Regions from separate parts of the Mus musculus genome. Here region 2 is linked to region 1. Evidence: chromatin contacts called from ENCODE Hi-C or POLR2A ChIA-PET data. All regions are on one chromosome and are shown on one strand. The core of a region is the stretch at or near the end of the contact, and the rest is flanking DNA. Distances in the headings are between cores, read along the strand shown. Region 1 has its middle 120 kb from the start of Gm41928. Region 2 overlaps Bcl2 (B cell leukemia/lymphoma 2).

What was found. A loop is a pair of places that touch in the nucleus more often than their neighbours do. ChIA-PET counts read pairs that join two places held with the same protein, here RNA polymerase II (POLR2A).
Region 2: a loop to region 1 is called in a map of Patski, with 2.6 times the contacts of the local background. The contact joins two enhancer-like sites. A Hi-C loop is called at or near these places in 1 of 37 maps with a recorded cell type or tissue (Patski). POLR2A ChIA-PET finds 5 or more read pairs at or near these places in 1 of 5 experiments (Patski).

Annotation. Positions count from the first base shown.
Region 1 is chr1:106,403,966-106,411,886 of GRCm38, forward strand. No RefSeq gene overlaps it. Among named protein-coding and RNA genes, the nearest start is that of Gm41928, 120 kb to the right of the region's middle. Within about 2 kb of position 4,091, at least 1 of the 3 ENCODE cell types and tissues checked has a DNase peak (open chromatin) inside an H3K27ac peak, as active enhancers do.
Region 2 is chr1:106,625,747-106,632,712 of GRCm38, forward strand. All of the region lies in intron 1 of Bcl2 (B cell leukemia/lymphoma 2), which reads right to left. Among named protein-coding and RNA genes, the nearest start is that of Gm37053, 14 kb to the left of the region's middle. Within about 2 kb of position 4,250, at least 2 of the 3 ENCODE cell types and tissues checked have a DNase peak (open chromatin) inside an H3K27ac peak, as active enhancers do.

The sequences.
Region 1 (7,921 bases), core at 2,841-5,340:
GTTGGCTGTGAGCATCTGTGTCTGTCTCAGTCAGCTGCTGGTAGGGCTTTTAGAGGACAGTCATGCTAGGCTTCATCTGTAAATACATCATAGCAGAGATAACCCCAGCCAGGTCTTGAAGGCTATGGCTGATGCTTTTTGCTGACACCACCTCTGACCATTCCCTTGGGTGAGGCTTCAGGATTTTTGCCTCAGGTTCCACCCTTTGGGTTCATTAAAAAGTCCTGGTACCAGGTGCTGAGTCTCCTAGGGTAGTTTAGCTCTGGCCTTGGTCCAGTGAGGTGACCGCCCACTTGTGGCTTGTAACTTCCTCAATTGATCATCTTGAGTCCCAGAATACCTTAGATTTCAGGCCATGGACTACCTTCTTCCCTTCCTCTGTGTCCTCCATATTTCTTGGCTCCCCTTTGGGTAGCCCTTGAAGAACTACTGACCCCTCTGCCTAGCGCCCTACTTAAGGGCCTCTTAACATACCTGCCTTTGCTGTCAAATTTGTCATAACCTTTAATCAATCAAAATGGCCACCCAGTGGCACCCTAGAGCCCAACATTATCGGGGACCTCTGAAACTACTGCCACTAATTGGGGAAACAGAAAAATTTCCCGTTCCCTGTTTTTTTTTTCTGCTCCAAATTCAGTTTGTTTTTGTCTCATTTCCCAACACTGTGTAATCATCCTGTCTTTAATTTACAGTTAATGTAAATGTAAATTTGTTGCAAAGTGGGGGCCTAAGCTGGTCCTGGATAGAAGGGAGTTGAGCAAAAGAGCAGCCCCACTGCAGCAGTACACACCCACAACACTCCTATTCTCACAGCAGGCAGCACCCACTCTAAACCCAGTCTCCAAAGGTCTAAGTGGATCATTTGGTTGTGAATCTGATTCTTCAGCTGCTCCTGGCCTGCTGCTGGTCTGCTCCTGGCCTGTTGCTGGTCTTCTGCTGGCCAACTGTTGGTCTGCTGCTGGCCTGCTGCTGGACACACGTGGATATCTCCTTTCTCCCCTGCTGTCCCCTGGCCATCCCTGGCTTCAGCCTGGCTTCAGCCTGAGCAGTCCAGAGGCCTTAGCTCTCAGCTCCCTCTTGGAGCCCATAGGAACACACCCACGTGGAGTTCCTGTTTGCAGCCATCTTTCTAGTTTTCCATGGACTCAGATTTTTACTACTATAGCTTGGCCCCGGTACAGATCAATGGCCAAAAATGTGGGGCACTTGATTTCCAAATTCTTGCAAATTGTGACAACTTCTTCCACCACACAAGTGATCTCAAGTCTCTTATCTCTAAGGTTCTACCTTTCACTATTAAATTTTTTCATCATTACAGTTTCTCTATGCTTTGCTCTTTAAAAAAACAGAAGCAAACTCTTATTTCAGGATTACGGGTATACTTAAAATCTATAAAATCTGTAACAAAATTTGGCTTTAAACTTGTAACTAAGAGCTTATAGTTAAAAAATCTATACTTGGGTATATGTACTTAATTCAACTCTGTTTGTTTGTTTGTTTTTTCGAGACAGGGTTTCTCTGTATAGCCCTGGCAGTCCTGGAACTCACTTTGTAGACCAGGCTGGCCTCGAACTCAGAAATCTGCCTGCCTCTGCCTCCCAAGTGCTGGGATTAAAGGCGTGCACCACCACCGCCCGGCTTTAATTCGACTCTTATTTAGGATGTGTGTGTATATGTGTATGTCTGTGTCTCTGTGTATCTTGGATTCAACTGTGGGTATGTGTATGTAACTTGGATTCAACTCTCATTTAAAAAAAATAGATCTACTAGGAAAAAAGATGGTTTTTAAATAACAACCATGTGGCTCTCCTCCATCTTGGCTAATGAGCTCAGGAGGCTATGAACAGCCACATGGCTAGCAACTAGCTTTACTGAGGTTAAAGAATACATGCTGTGTAACTTCACCTCCTTAAGATGACCATGTGGTATAAAGCAATAATTACAAAACTTCCTAGTCCCAACGAGCTCTCTATTTATCTGTTGTATCTCGTTTGGTCTTTCAAAGCAGTAAGTCTCAAATATTTTGAATTGCTAAAGATTTTTGTATGATGATAAAAATTTAAGGTTATATCAGTTCCAACATACTATATATGTGACTCAACTCTGATTTAGAATATACTGCATATGATGATTTTAAAAATTAAGATTTTTTAAATTTATTGTGTATAGTTCTCTGCCTGCATGCCAGAGGAGGGCACCAGATTTCATTATAGGCAGTTATGAGCCTGTCTGTGGTTGCTGGGAATTGAACTCAGTATCTCAGAAAGAGCATCCAGTGCTGTTAACCTCTGAGCTATCTCTCCAGACCATGATGATAAAAATTTAAGGTTATGAAGGTCTATTCAGATTAACAAAAACTGACTTAAGGTTTATGTCTAGCTACTTATATTTTTGCTAACCGTTTAACAACAAGCTGCTAGAAAATTTAGATGAGTAACATGTCTGATAAATAAGGTATATTTGATAATCAGTATTTATAAATTCAGGTTCACAGTAATATTTGTGCAGTAGTTTCTTTTAAGTTGACAAATACATATGGACTGGACATTGTGAATGCAATTCCTACCTGTTAGTTTTCATAATTGTTATTATATAGTTTATTATAATAAGAGAAAGAGCCTTTTATTGGGTTAAAAGGGGGGTGTTGTAGAGATAAATCTCTGTTGTATGGATGCAGCACCTGTTGATAAGATGCTGATTGACCTATAAACTTAGGCAGGAGAAAGAAGGTGGGACATCCAGTAGGGAGATGGAATGCTGGGATAGACAGTGTGGGAGGGTTGGCCGGGGAACATGGAGGAAGGAGCTGAGGTGTGGGAGCTGAGTGGAGGTAACCAGCCACATGGCAGAACTTAGAATAAAGGTTGCGATCAAATCAGGGAACAAAGGTATTTGTAAATATATTTGAGTCTCAGTGATTATTCTGGGAGCCTGGGCCTGGGAGGAAAAACTTACTTTACTGCCAGCTCCAGGTGTTCCCTCAAAATCTGTAGCTAGCTCCAGGCTATCCTTCCTTACAAATTGTTCCAACTGCTGCCTGCATGTCCGTATCCCCAGATGGTCCCCCAGTACTGTGTAGTGAGTGAAACAGCTTGCTCTTCCAGGGACTTGGCCAGCATCCCAACTTTCTTGGGTCCCTAAAGATGTCAATGCCCCACACAGCAGGAAGCAGTCTAAAAAAGCATGGCACCCAATCTCTCCTTCCTATTCCTCACCTTTTGTTATAAACAAAGGGGAGGAATGTTAGTCCCAGCCTGCCTTCAGTGACTCAGTGCCAGCAGCCCTGACATACCAGCCCAAAGGCGACACTCACATCCTTTAAAAGGTTCCTGATGAGGAGGCCCTGTTCTCTGTCTCCTGGTCCCTCTGTCTCTTGCTCTTTGTATTTCTCCATCTCCCCTGCCCCTTATCTCTTGTGTGAGACTTGTTTCTTGGTGTGCTCTCTGTGGCATGACTTATCCCACCCATCATGAATCCACCATGGTACTCCTCCCACCACAGAAAACCTAACAATGATTCTGTTAGGAAGCACAGTCTTGGAACAGGACACGCTGTATGGCTAAGGTGCTACTGAGGCTGGGTGGAGCCAGGAGGAACCAGATCAAGGCAGATAGGAGCATGAGGCAGGTTGTGAAATTCAAGGATCCCTAAGCAGTGCCGAGGGCATCTGGGACTGGAGCCTGTTTCTGAGGGCTTTGCTTTAGTGAGGGCCTTCAGTGAATTTGCCCTCAACTGCCAGTCAGTCATTTGGTGAACTGAGCTTCTAGCAAGCTCTGTGGCCACATCTCCCTCAAAGAGATAGCCAGTCAGCAGCCACAGATAGGTGCAGGCTGCTTGCTTTGTCCTAAAGTTCCCTGGGCTGTTCTCTTGCAGCCTAGGTAGAAAATCACAGCTGTTGAAGGTTGAGGAGGTGGCGGGGGTGGGGGGGGGTGGGGAAGGGTGTACTCAAGGACCTTGCCAAGTACTCCATCAAAAACCAGGGCACTACTTTTTCACAGCAGAATAACAGGTTCTGAGAGAGGCTCTCGGGGCTGGTGGCTAAGCTAGGGGACAGCTACATGGCCGAGTATGGATGGAACCTCGCTAGCCCTGGGCGAGACAGAGTCACAGTTGGATGAGTCACCGTCTCAGAATCTCAGTCTGCAAATGAAGGAAGTGACACTGGGACCACAGCCAGGAGAGTCAGAAATGCTAGGAGTGACTGAAAGAGGTCACCAGGAGATCAAGCTATTCTCACCTGAGGCCAGGACCTGCAGAGATGGCTTTGTAGGGGACCTCCAGGGGCGACTAGCTGTGGGGGATGTGAGAGTGAACCTAGTGGAGGAGGAAGTGGATCAGAGCTAGACTTCATGGTCTCCTGCTGGAGGAATCCCGATCAGGCTGTATGCAGTCTAAGATAGGAAGTGGCTCCCAGCAAACTGGTGAGACAGAATAAAGGACCAGAGCCCAGAGTGATGGCTGCTTCCTCTGTCTTCTCTGAAAATCTCCATTGGGCAACCAGCCTGCTCCCCTATAGAGTAAGGGGCAAACAAAGCCAGAGAGCTCCTGTAATCCTCCAGTTGGGTCTTGATTATATAACCTCACCCTTACTGGCTGAGAAGCTGTATATAAGTTTTTGTACTGAGTAATAAAGTTAGACCTGTATACTGATGTGTGTGGGTGTGAAATCTTTGTGGGTCCTGTCTCCACTTTCTCCCCATTTCTTGGTCCCAGTTCTGTCAACTAGAGGATGAGCACATGCCAGGGTGCAGTCCACACGAAGGACCCCTCCATCCAAACCCTATCCTGTTTGAAAATGGGAACATGCGGAGCAGACAGATCTACAACTGGGGAAGACTAATGACTCTTCTAGGGTCATCAGCAAGAGGATGTCAGAGATCCTTCGGCCTTCCCAAAGGGTGGTGACTTCACATGCCAGTGCCTCCGGAAGCAGCAAGCACCCTCCTCTGGGGCTGCCAGCTCCTCGCTGCCACTTCCTGTTTCAGGTGTGGTTTTCCTGGGCACACAAATCAAATTCCACAGCAGCAATGATTCCAAATAGTACAACTGGCTTGGAGTTAGAGACTGAATGTGTCGAAGGATCTCTCTTAGAACATGAATCTATCCTTGCTTACTGAGTTCTATATAAATAAAGAAGTGCCCCACTGCCCGTCAGTCAGGCTGTAAGAACTGCAGCCCCACAACCATGCCTGACTCATTCCTTCTCCAACTCCATACCAGCCCCCAGCCCCTAGCTCCCACCCCCGTGGGATCTAACCAATACTGGTATGGCCCTCAGCAACCAAGTCCAAAGTTAAAGATGTGATATCTCCATCTCTATCTCATCTCTATCTCTACCTCTATCTCTATATCTCTATAGATCTATACCTATATATGTCAGCAAATTGTTAGATTCAGAAGAGAGATACAGATTGATCTGAAACCTGAACCACTTCTACATAAGGCTTTCAGGGCATCTAGACCACTTGACAAAGCAAGTCTGTGGTCACTTAACTGGAGAACCACTGTGATAAGAATTCCTTCAGTCAACAATTTACCAGACACTTAGATGATACCCAGTAGGCCTGAAGAGATTTGTGGCTGACCTAGATTCTAATGGCCTAGTTCACATTCCATCCCATTTCCTGTCACCTAGCTTCCTGTGGATCTTTTGGGATTCCCCCGTTTGCAGGACTGTGTGGTACCAGTTCCTGCTGAAGAGAACAGTCACAGATCCCTGCCGAAACCTCCCTGTGCTGTGTATTCCCCACTGTTCCCCAGCAGTTGGTATGCACAGCCACGGCTGGGGCAAGAGTTCTGTGCTTGAGAGCCCAGGAAGCTTCTGAGGAGCCCAACTGTCTGAGTGAAGAGCACCCTCACTGTGTGGTGACCCCTCCTCATGCACACCACACACTGTACATGTGGCCTTCTACGGTGGGATGGCACCATCTAAACTCTGCCCTCACGGTGACTCACTTGAAGGTGGAGTTGATCTTTCCTACTCTTTGCTTTATCCATATATTCCCATGGGCCTACATGTGATATAGATGTGTAGCCAAAATGTTCAAACTCAGAGAGATTGCTGTTACCATCTCAGTCACTGTTCTATTGCTGTGAAGAGACTTCATGACCAAGGCAACTCTTACTAAAAAAGAAAGAAATGAAAAGAGAAGAGAAGAAGAGAGGAGGGGAGGGAGCGGGAGCGGGAAAGGGAGAGGGAGAGGGAGAGGGAGAGGGAGAGGGAGAGGGGGGAGGGAGAGGGAGAGGGGGAGGGGGAGGGAGAGGGGGAGGGAGAGGGAGAGGGGAGGAGGGGAGGAGAAGAGGAGAAGAGGGGAGGGGAGGGGAGGGTGAGGAGAGGGTGAGGAGAGGAGAGGGTGAGGAGAGGGGAGGGAGAGGGGAGGGAGAGGGGAGGGAGAGGGGAGGGAGAGGGGAGGGAGAGGGGAGGGAGAGGGAGAGGGGGAGGGGGAGGGGGAGGGAGAGGGGGAGGGGGAGGGAGAGGGAGAGGGGGAGGGGGAGGAGGGGAGGAGAGGAGAGGAGAGGAGAGGAGAGGAGAGAAGAGAAGAGAAGAGAAGAGAAGAGAAGAGAGGAGAAGAGAAGAGAAGAGAAGAGAAGAGAAGAGAAGAGAAGAGAAGAGAGAGGAAGAGAAGAGAAGAGAAGAGAAGAGAAGAGAAGAGAAGAGAAGAGAAGAGAAGAGAGGAGAGAGGAAGAGAAGAGAAGAGAAGAGAAGAGAAGAGAAGAGAAGAGAAGAGAAGAGAAGAGAAGAGAAGAGAAGAGAAGAGAAGAGAAGAGAAGAGAAGAGAAGAGAAGAGAAGAGAGAGAAAGAAAAAAGAAAAGGCAAGACATTTAATTGAGGGCTTGCTTACCATTTTAGAGTGTTAGTCTGTGATCATCATTCAGGAAGTGTAGTGGCATGCAGGCAAGCATGGTGCTGGAGCAAGAACAGAGAGCTTTATATCCTGACCTCCAGGCAGCAGGGGAGGAGAAGAAAGGGAGAGGGAGACAGACCATCTGGTGTGGGCTTTTACAACCTCAAAGCCCAGTCCCAGTGACAGACCTCCTCCCATAAGGCTATACCTCCTAATCCTTCCCAAACAGTTACGATATCTGAGGACTAGCATGCAAACATATGAGCCTATGAGGACCACTCTCCTTTAAACCACTACACTGACCCAAGGGTTCAGAGGAAGCCAGGCTGCTCAGTTCAGAATCAAACGCCTACCACCTTCTCCCTGTACAGACTGAGTATCCACTGACATGCAGCCTAGATCTTCTTTTCCCTTTAATGTTGACTATGTAACTTCTGGTAGATTGTGTGACATGTTTTGTTGGGCTTCTTTTATAAAAAGGAGACCTTTGCTCAGGAACTGGACCTTTCCTTAGTTGCCCTGAAGTAGTTTGTTCAGAAGAGTAATAATAAATGCTGGACTTTTCCTTTCTGTGTAAGTTTTCAGCATAGCAAAAGAGCTAGTGTCCCAGATCTGCACTAGACCATTGATTTTTTTTTATTTTTTTATTTTTTTATTTTTTTGAGACAGGGTTTCTCTGTGTAGCCTAGGTTGTCCTGGAACTCACTTTGTAGACCAAGCTGGCCTTGAACTTAGAAATCTTCCTGCCTCTGCCTCCCAAGTGCTGGGATTAAAGGTGTGCGCCGCCGCCACCACCCCCGACTGACCATTGATTTCTTTGTGTGTGTGTGTAATTGTTAATTCTTGGATTTTATATAATTTATATGTTTCAAATCATTGCAACCATTGTTCTTTTAAATGCTCACATTGGCCTGACTTGGATTGGTGTTGCAGGAAATATTTAAAAAGGAACCCGCCAACTCTCGGCAGGGTCAGCCCACGCTCCTGCCATGCCAGACCACAAGGCACCCACCGGGCCATCTCTCCTGTGGGGGCATGGGGCCCGAGTTCCTGTCGCTACCATGTAACACCCCATG
Region 2 (6,966 bases), core at 3,000-5,499, 220 kb after region 1:
CCCAAATGAATCCACACATAGGTACTACAAAGAAAAAGAGGTCCCAACAAGAGAACTGTGGGGAAGGTGGTCCAAAGGTAACCTCAAGAGAACACCAGACATCGGAGCTATGGTGAGATGCCTCTTGAGCTACCAGGTCAGTAAATCACAAAGCCTGACTGTGTCAAGAGCTGCAGAGGATGCTCACAGCCAGGTCCTCACACAGGCTGAGCTGAGAAAGCTCTGGCAGCTCCAAAGGTTTTGACGTCTTTACTTGAAGATTTGAGACTCTAATTACCTTCTATGTCTTTGAGAACTCAGCATGCCTACATGGAAATCCAATCAGAGAAGCTCACAGCAGTCAGTACTTACAAAACAAAATCCAGAACCCCCCTCTAAAGCCCTGTGACGATGAAACAGACAGACTGTGGTACACTCACAGGAAAAGACTGACATACATATGTTTGGAGGGCTATTACAAAACAATCACAATTTATTTCTCAGTTCCAGAAAGTGAGCATCCAAGAGTAAGGTGCTAGCAAATTCAGTGGTGGCTCAGCCTTCCTCATGATGCATCCACATAGTTAAAGGAGTGAGCTCTCCAAAATATCCTGTATAAATCCAATTCATAAAGAACCACCTACTCCTAATGCCATCACAGTGGAATTAGGACTCAGCCCATAAATTTGGGAGTAATACAAATATTCATTCCACAACAATATGGTGGCTAAAGGAACTAGATCACGTAATTTAGGTCATGTTTCAAAAATAATATTTCAAGTTATATTAAAAGTTGCAAAAATACTAACTAGTAAGAATATAACTGTGCATTTTAATGTCAGAATAATATGGGGTATAACTTACAATACAAAACTACATCAGACTTATAACATGACCACAAGAGCTGAATGGGTTCTTTCTGGGAGTACTGGGGCATGATATTGTCAGTGGCAGCAGAGGAGGCTTTCAAAGTTACAGTTCCTCTTCACATCATTTATAAGCAGTGGTTGAAACTTGGTGTGGTGGGTGGAATTACAACTGTAATTCGAGCTGTAGGTAGGTTGAAGCTGGAGGAATGTCATGAGTTTGAGGCCAGTCTGGACTCCTAGGTCAGACTGGGATACATAGAAAACCCAAAAGGAGAGAGAGAGAGAGAGAGAGAGAGAGAGAGAGAGAGAGAGAGAGAGAGAGATTGAGAGATGGAGAGATTTTTAATGGTGTATGGGTCTCAGCTGTCTGTAGTGTTTTGCATCTTATAAGTATACATTTTTGAAGGTTATGTTTAAGAGGTTGTATGTATATGATATTCACCTGGCCCACTCCTCCATCTTTCGGCATATGCGCCAGAGGACCCATAAGAGATTGCCCACAGCCATCTTAGTTTGGGTCCTGCTGGCACAGTGACAAAGTCACAGGTTAAGCACGTCTGAGACTGCTTGCACTGATGAGGGACACATGGCAGTATCACCATGAGCATCATTAGCAAAGGACTAGTGATGATGCAGACGGCCTGTGGCCTCCACAATGGGTTGTAGGTCACCATTTCCCTGCTCAAAGCTCACTTGTCACACCATCAGCACCACAACACTCACTGAGTCATTCCTTTAACACAAGGAACTGGCACTTGAGGGAAGCATGGTGGGGTGGGGGTGGGTGGAGGAGAGAAACCTCCTTCTTAGGAAAGGCAATGACATAATCCCATAAAAAGGGAAGCAACCAGCTGCTCGCGCCGGTCATCTGATGTCTTTTCAATGGGCCTGTAACTCACTTCGGAGAGGTTGTATCTCTATTTCACATCTGCTGAGGAGGAAGGAGAGGTCAGAGGAGGAGAGAGAGGAACACCATTCAGCCAGTGGAGTTAAGGACAGGCGTTCCCCTACAATGACATCTGACCCTATCTTGCCTGGGGTGGGTATCTTACTCCTCTTTCAGCTCTTATTATTTTTTTTGTTTAGACTTTTATTTATTTTGTATGTGCATTTATGAGGGTATGTCACATGGGCAAGGTGCTTGCAAAAGACAGGAGAAGGTGTCAGATCTCCTAGGAGTAGATATGCAGGTAGTTGCACATTATCTTACATGGATGCTGGAAACTATGCGTGCAGCAAATACTCTTAATTGCTGAGCTTCCTTGTTTTCAGGTGTGTGTGTGTGTGTGTGTGTGTGTGTGTGTGTGTGTGTGTGTGTGTGATTGGCTACCTTCAAATTTACTATGTAGCTGAGGGTGACCCTGAACTTCTGGTCTTCCTGTCTCTACTTTCCAAATGCTAGGATTAGAAGCATATAGTACACCAATAAATTTATTCATAGAATGTATAGATTGGGTCACTTAGTCCCCATAGAAGCATCCAGATGTAATTGTGGGTAAAATGCTCAGCTAGACTTTTTAAGCCAAGAGACCAGCAAAGCTATTCATAAAGTATGGACATATGCTTCATGCTAGCAGACACACACACACACACACACACACACACACACACACACACACACACACGTATATATATTTAACTCTGCCACAGAGAATTCACAGCTTTAGGAATGGCTACAGGTATACTACAGAATCCAGTTTTCCTAAGTTAAGACCCCCATGAGGTTCACATAAATGAATGTGAGAGTCACAAAAATTGGCAGCAGTGAATGATTTCTGTACATCCTATGACCCAATATTAATTCAAGATCAAATGGGAACTGAATCATAGCATTTTTGCAGTGTTCCTCTTTTGATCACACCACAGCTTCAGTTCTGAACTCCTGTGTTCTCAGCAGCAGGCATGCTGCAACACCATGCAATGTTAGAAGTACCTCAGCTTCAAGACCACTAGCTAAGAACACATTGTATACTCAATACTGTCTGCTTTTATAGAAATATTAATAGTTTAATTATGGAAAGCAAAGACTTTTAATATTTTTCTACCATTACTCCTCAGTATATTTTAGTTGTGTTATATTCAAGTGTTTGATTTGTAAATTGCTATTTGAATTGTTGATTGCATTTTTCAGAATAAATCAATCAGTAGAGGAGGAGGAAGAAGAAGAAGAAGAGGAGGAGGAGGAGGAGGAGGAGGAGGAGGAGGAGGAGGAGGAGGAATCCGCAGCAGCATACAGTGCACTCAGTTTACTGGTGAGTGAGGTCAGGGTCTTGTAAGGCCAGGCAAGCACAGCAGCCTCATCCCCAACCCAGCTCCCTGCATTGAACACTAGGGGGAGAGTCCTGGAGTCAGTGCAATCCTAGCCTCTGTTGTTGTGGGGAATTCCTTTTCCTTTTCTTTTAAAATCTGCAGCAGGAACTTCAGCATCTTCCATGTACACAGGGTGTATGTAAGTCTCACTCTCTGACTTGCCACTTTGCTCTTCAGTCCTCCATAAATACACAGATGCCCAGAAGTAGTGTTCATTAACCTGTTTAATCTCCATCAATGCCATCCCTCAGACCCCTAGCCTACCCTCTCTCCTGTTCCATCTTGGGTTGCCTATAGACTGTTCTAGAAGGAGGTCTAAGCCCCTGCCATCTTGAAGGAGAAGCCAGTAATGGGCTCCATCCCATTAGAGGAGTAAACATGCTGGCTGTGGGAGTGGTCTGGACCAGGAGCTTCTCCCCAAAGCAGTACCACATGCACATTTGAGGCTGCAAATAAGAAAGAATTTTCTGGCTGGAGGAACTGCTAAATAGCAGGGTGGGTAACCAAGGGAGGTCCCGGAATCTCCTCTCGAGATCTTTGAAACTAAGATACAATCTCCCATGTCTGCGATAATTTTTTGCAGTCCTGACTAGAGACAGATGGAGGAGGTGCCTCACAGAGACTCCTCCCTAGGCCTGTGATCTGCCTCTTGCCTTCAGTTTGGGCTAAGCTCCTGGGGAGTCGCTTCCCGGGGAAGCTCTGGGATGTAGAGCAGGCTTGTTTACATCAGCCTCTCTTCCTCACACCTCTTTCCTTGTTCTCAGATGGAAAGCTGGTCAAAGGTCAGGGTTGCCCAACTGCCCACACATAGTTTGGTAGTAGCATCAGACTCCGGCAAAACAGAGGGTTGATTCTAATGTCTGTGCATCTACCCCAAGCTCAGAACCTGGGTGAGAACAGAGACAATTAGCTTTTGCTAACAATCCATTCCAAATGAGAATATGATCCCGCTAATTGATTTTAAATAGATTTTTAAAAAGGATCCTTGGCCGTACTTCATCCTGAATACAACAGAGTTTCAAAAGTGTTCATTCCAGGGTTGGTTTCTTTCCCCCCTTTCTTCTGGCTTAAACCCCAAATGGCCAAGATCCCAGTCTGAATAAACAGTGTGGGTGGTGACTGTTCTGTGGGGCCCTGTAGAGGATGCAATCACTTTCCTTCTCTGCTCAGCATTAAATCATGTAAAAGTAGCTGGGGACTCCACCACCTCCTCACCAAGGAACCAAGGGGGCAGCTTAACGTGTATTCTTTGCCCAGGGAGGGATGGAGCAGGAAAGGATTTCTCCTAGCTGTGAGCATTTGATTATGCATAAAGTTCATTGACCTCACAGGCAGCTGTCAGATGATCTTGCTAAGGCCTGTGAATGGCATCCCAGGAATGCAGTGATGTGGGCAGAAACCCAGTGAGTTCATGCCACCAAGTGCTTTAAATGGGACAAATGAGTGGCTGACCAGAATGCCTCCAGTGGGAACAGAACCAGAGGATAATCAGTAATTCAATATCACCTAAGCATTGCTGGATCTTCAAAAGTGATCCCTGGAAATCAGAAACTCGGGACAACTCCCATAGGGTCCTGAGGGGGTTGGGAGGCATGGTAATGGGAGGCTGAGTGGGAAGCCAGTCTGCAGGGTTACTGCTGTAGCAGGCTGCAAATAAGGCACTTTCAGTATTCCCTCCCTTCTTAAAAGGTAATGCTTTCTGCCTTTCCTGCCACTGACACCAGAGGAAACCGAGGAAGCAATACATTCCTAAGGACGCTGTGGGGCTTGAAGGGGACAGTGGAGTCTCTGTTTATTTAGACAGTTTTGATATAATACAGCCCTACATGTGTATGCAGTAAGTATACCTACTTGTCAGTAAATGCCCTGAAATACTTTTTATGCAAAGTGGGCTGCTACATTCTCCTCTTTTTCATCCTATCTGGGGCAGCCTCTGCTCTACAGGCAACCGGGGTATGGAGTATGGGAAAGTGTTGGACCCAACTGGTCTCTGCTTCTGGGTAAAAGGAGACAGGGAGTTCCCATCAGTGCGGTCAGATGGTTAAGGGCTGGGGGGTCTCTGACTCTGGAGGAACTTGAACTACTTGGGCTTGGTGCTTCTTCAAACACTTCTGTTACCTTGTTGAGTATTTGATAGTTTCTTTCAGTAGCTTTCTCACCTAATGCACTCACTTTATCTATCAAAATATTATGCTTTGCATGGGTAAATACCTCACAGTCATATCTTAAGTCAAGACTGCATTGCATTAGCTCTGGTCCCTTTGGTACTATGAATATAAAGAATGAGCAGCTGGAATTTAGCCAACAATTTTGATATCCCACTGGAAGCAGAACAGAAGGAATCTTACTTATCTCACTTTTAAAGTAACCCGAAATTCTAAAGTCCTTTACCAAATAAACCACCTAAATTTGAATGTATGCTCTGTCTATATCCATGTCAACTTAGTGAAGTGTTCCAAAAGCACACGGTGGAGGCTGGGGATGGAGCTCAGTTGGCAGAGTGTTGCCTAGCATTCACAAACTCTTGGACTTGATACTCAGGATCAATTATATAAACTGAGTATGGTGTTATACACCTGCAATCCCAGAATTTCGGAGGCAGGAGGATCAGAGTTCATGGTCATCCTCAACTACAGAGTGAGTTGAGGTCAGCTTGGGAGATAGGTTTCCTGTCTCAAGAAATGAACTGAAGGAGGGAAAGCGTCAGGTAAACTCTGTGTTACGTGAAAACTAAAGAGAGATACATCCTCAAACAGGTTTTAGGTGAAAAGGCACATTCTAATCACAACAGCCTCAATCTGGACAGGGTTCCTTTCAGGTAGGAGGTGGTGACTGGACCCTTAAAGGGTGTCAACAGGCCAATAAGAATTTACTGACAGTTCATTTACAATTAGGCATGATGGAACTCTACAGAAGAGTCACACTACTGCATGGCTAGTAGTCTATAATTTTAGTCTTCTTTTTAAGCCTTCCACTGATGTCTGAGTGGCTCTCTTTCAAAGTCCTTTGAGATCTACAGCATTTATTTTTATTTTGTTGAGTGAACAGTCAGTAAAAAGGGAAAAGGAATTCTTTCTATCTGCAGCCTGAGCAAGAAAAGCCTTCCTTCAACTCTTCAAACATCTTTATAAGTATGATTATCCCCATAGTGACAGGAAGCTTGCTTCCTGATAAAGACATTTGCACACAAAGTAATATCTGAACTCACTTCCACCCTGTGACTACCACAATTTATAAAATTCCATGAGAGAAGTGACTTATATGTCTCATGAAGTTCCTATTGGGAAATTACTGGTAGCCACAGTTACCACAGTTATGGAAGTAATATCTGTGCAGAGCTCGATTCCTTCTCTTCATCGGGGCCTCACCATCTCTGAACTACCATAGCAACTTAGCTGTTTCTTGTTGATAATACATGCTACCTTCTGCCTTGTCAGATGGAGGTTGACTTGTCTATGTTAGACTGTAAGTCTTTGGGCCTCAGGGACAGCTCCACTCATCTTTACACTCCCCGGTGTCATTAACAGAATTGGTAACCAATAAAATGAATGAGTGAGTAAATTTTATGAGATCCTTGGATGTTTTCAGTTAAGGACCAGATAGGAAAATGTCTCAAGCCATATGGTCTCTATCATAATTATTCATCACTGCAGTTAGAGTGAGAAAAGAGACATAAACAAATGAGCATAATATGTTCCAATAAAGCTTTATTTACAAAAAACCAACTGGTGAGTCTTAGTGAAAGCACTGAGTACTATAATACCAGGAAAGATATGCCCACTGGTACAATAGTTGCAAGCCTGTTGGT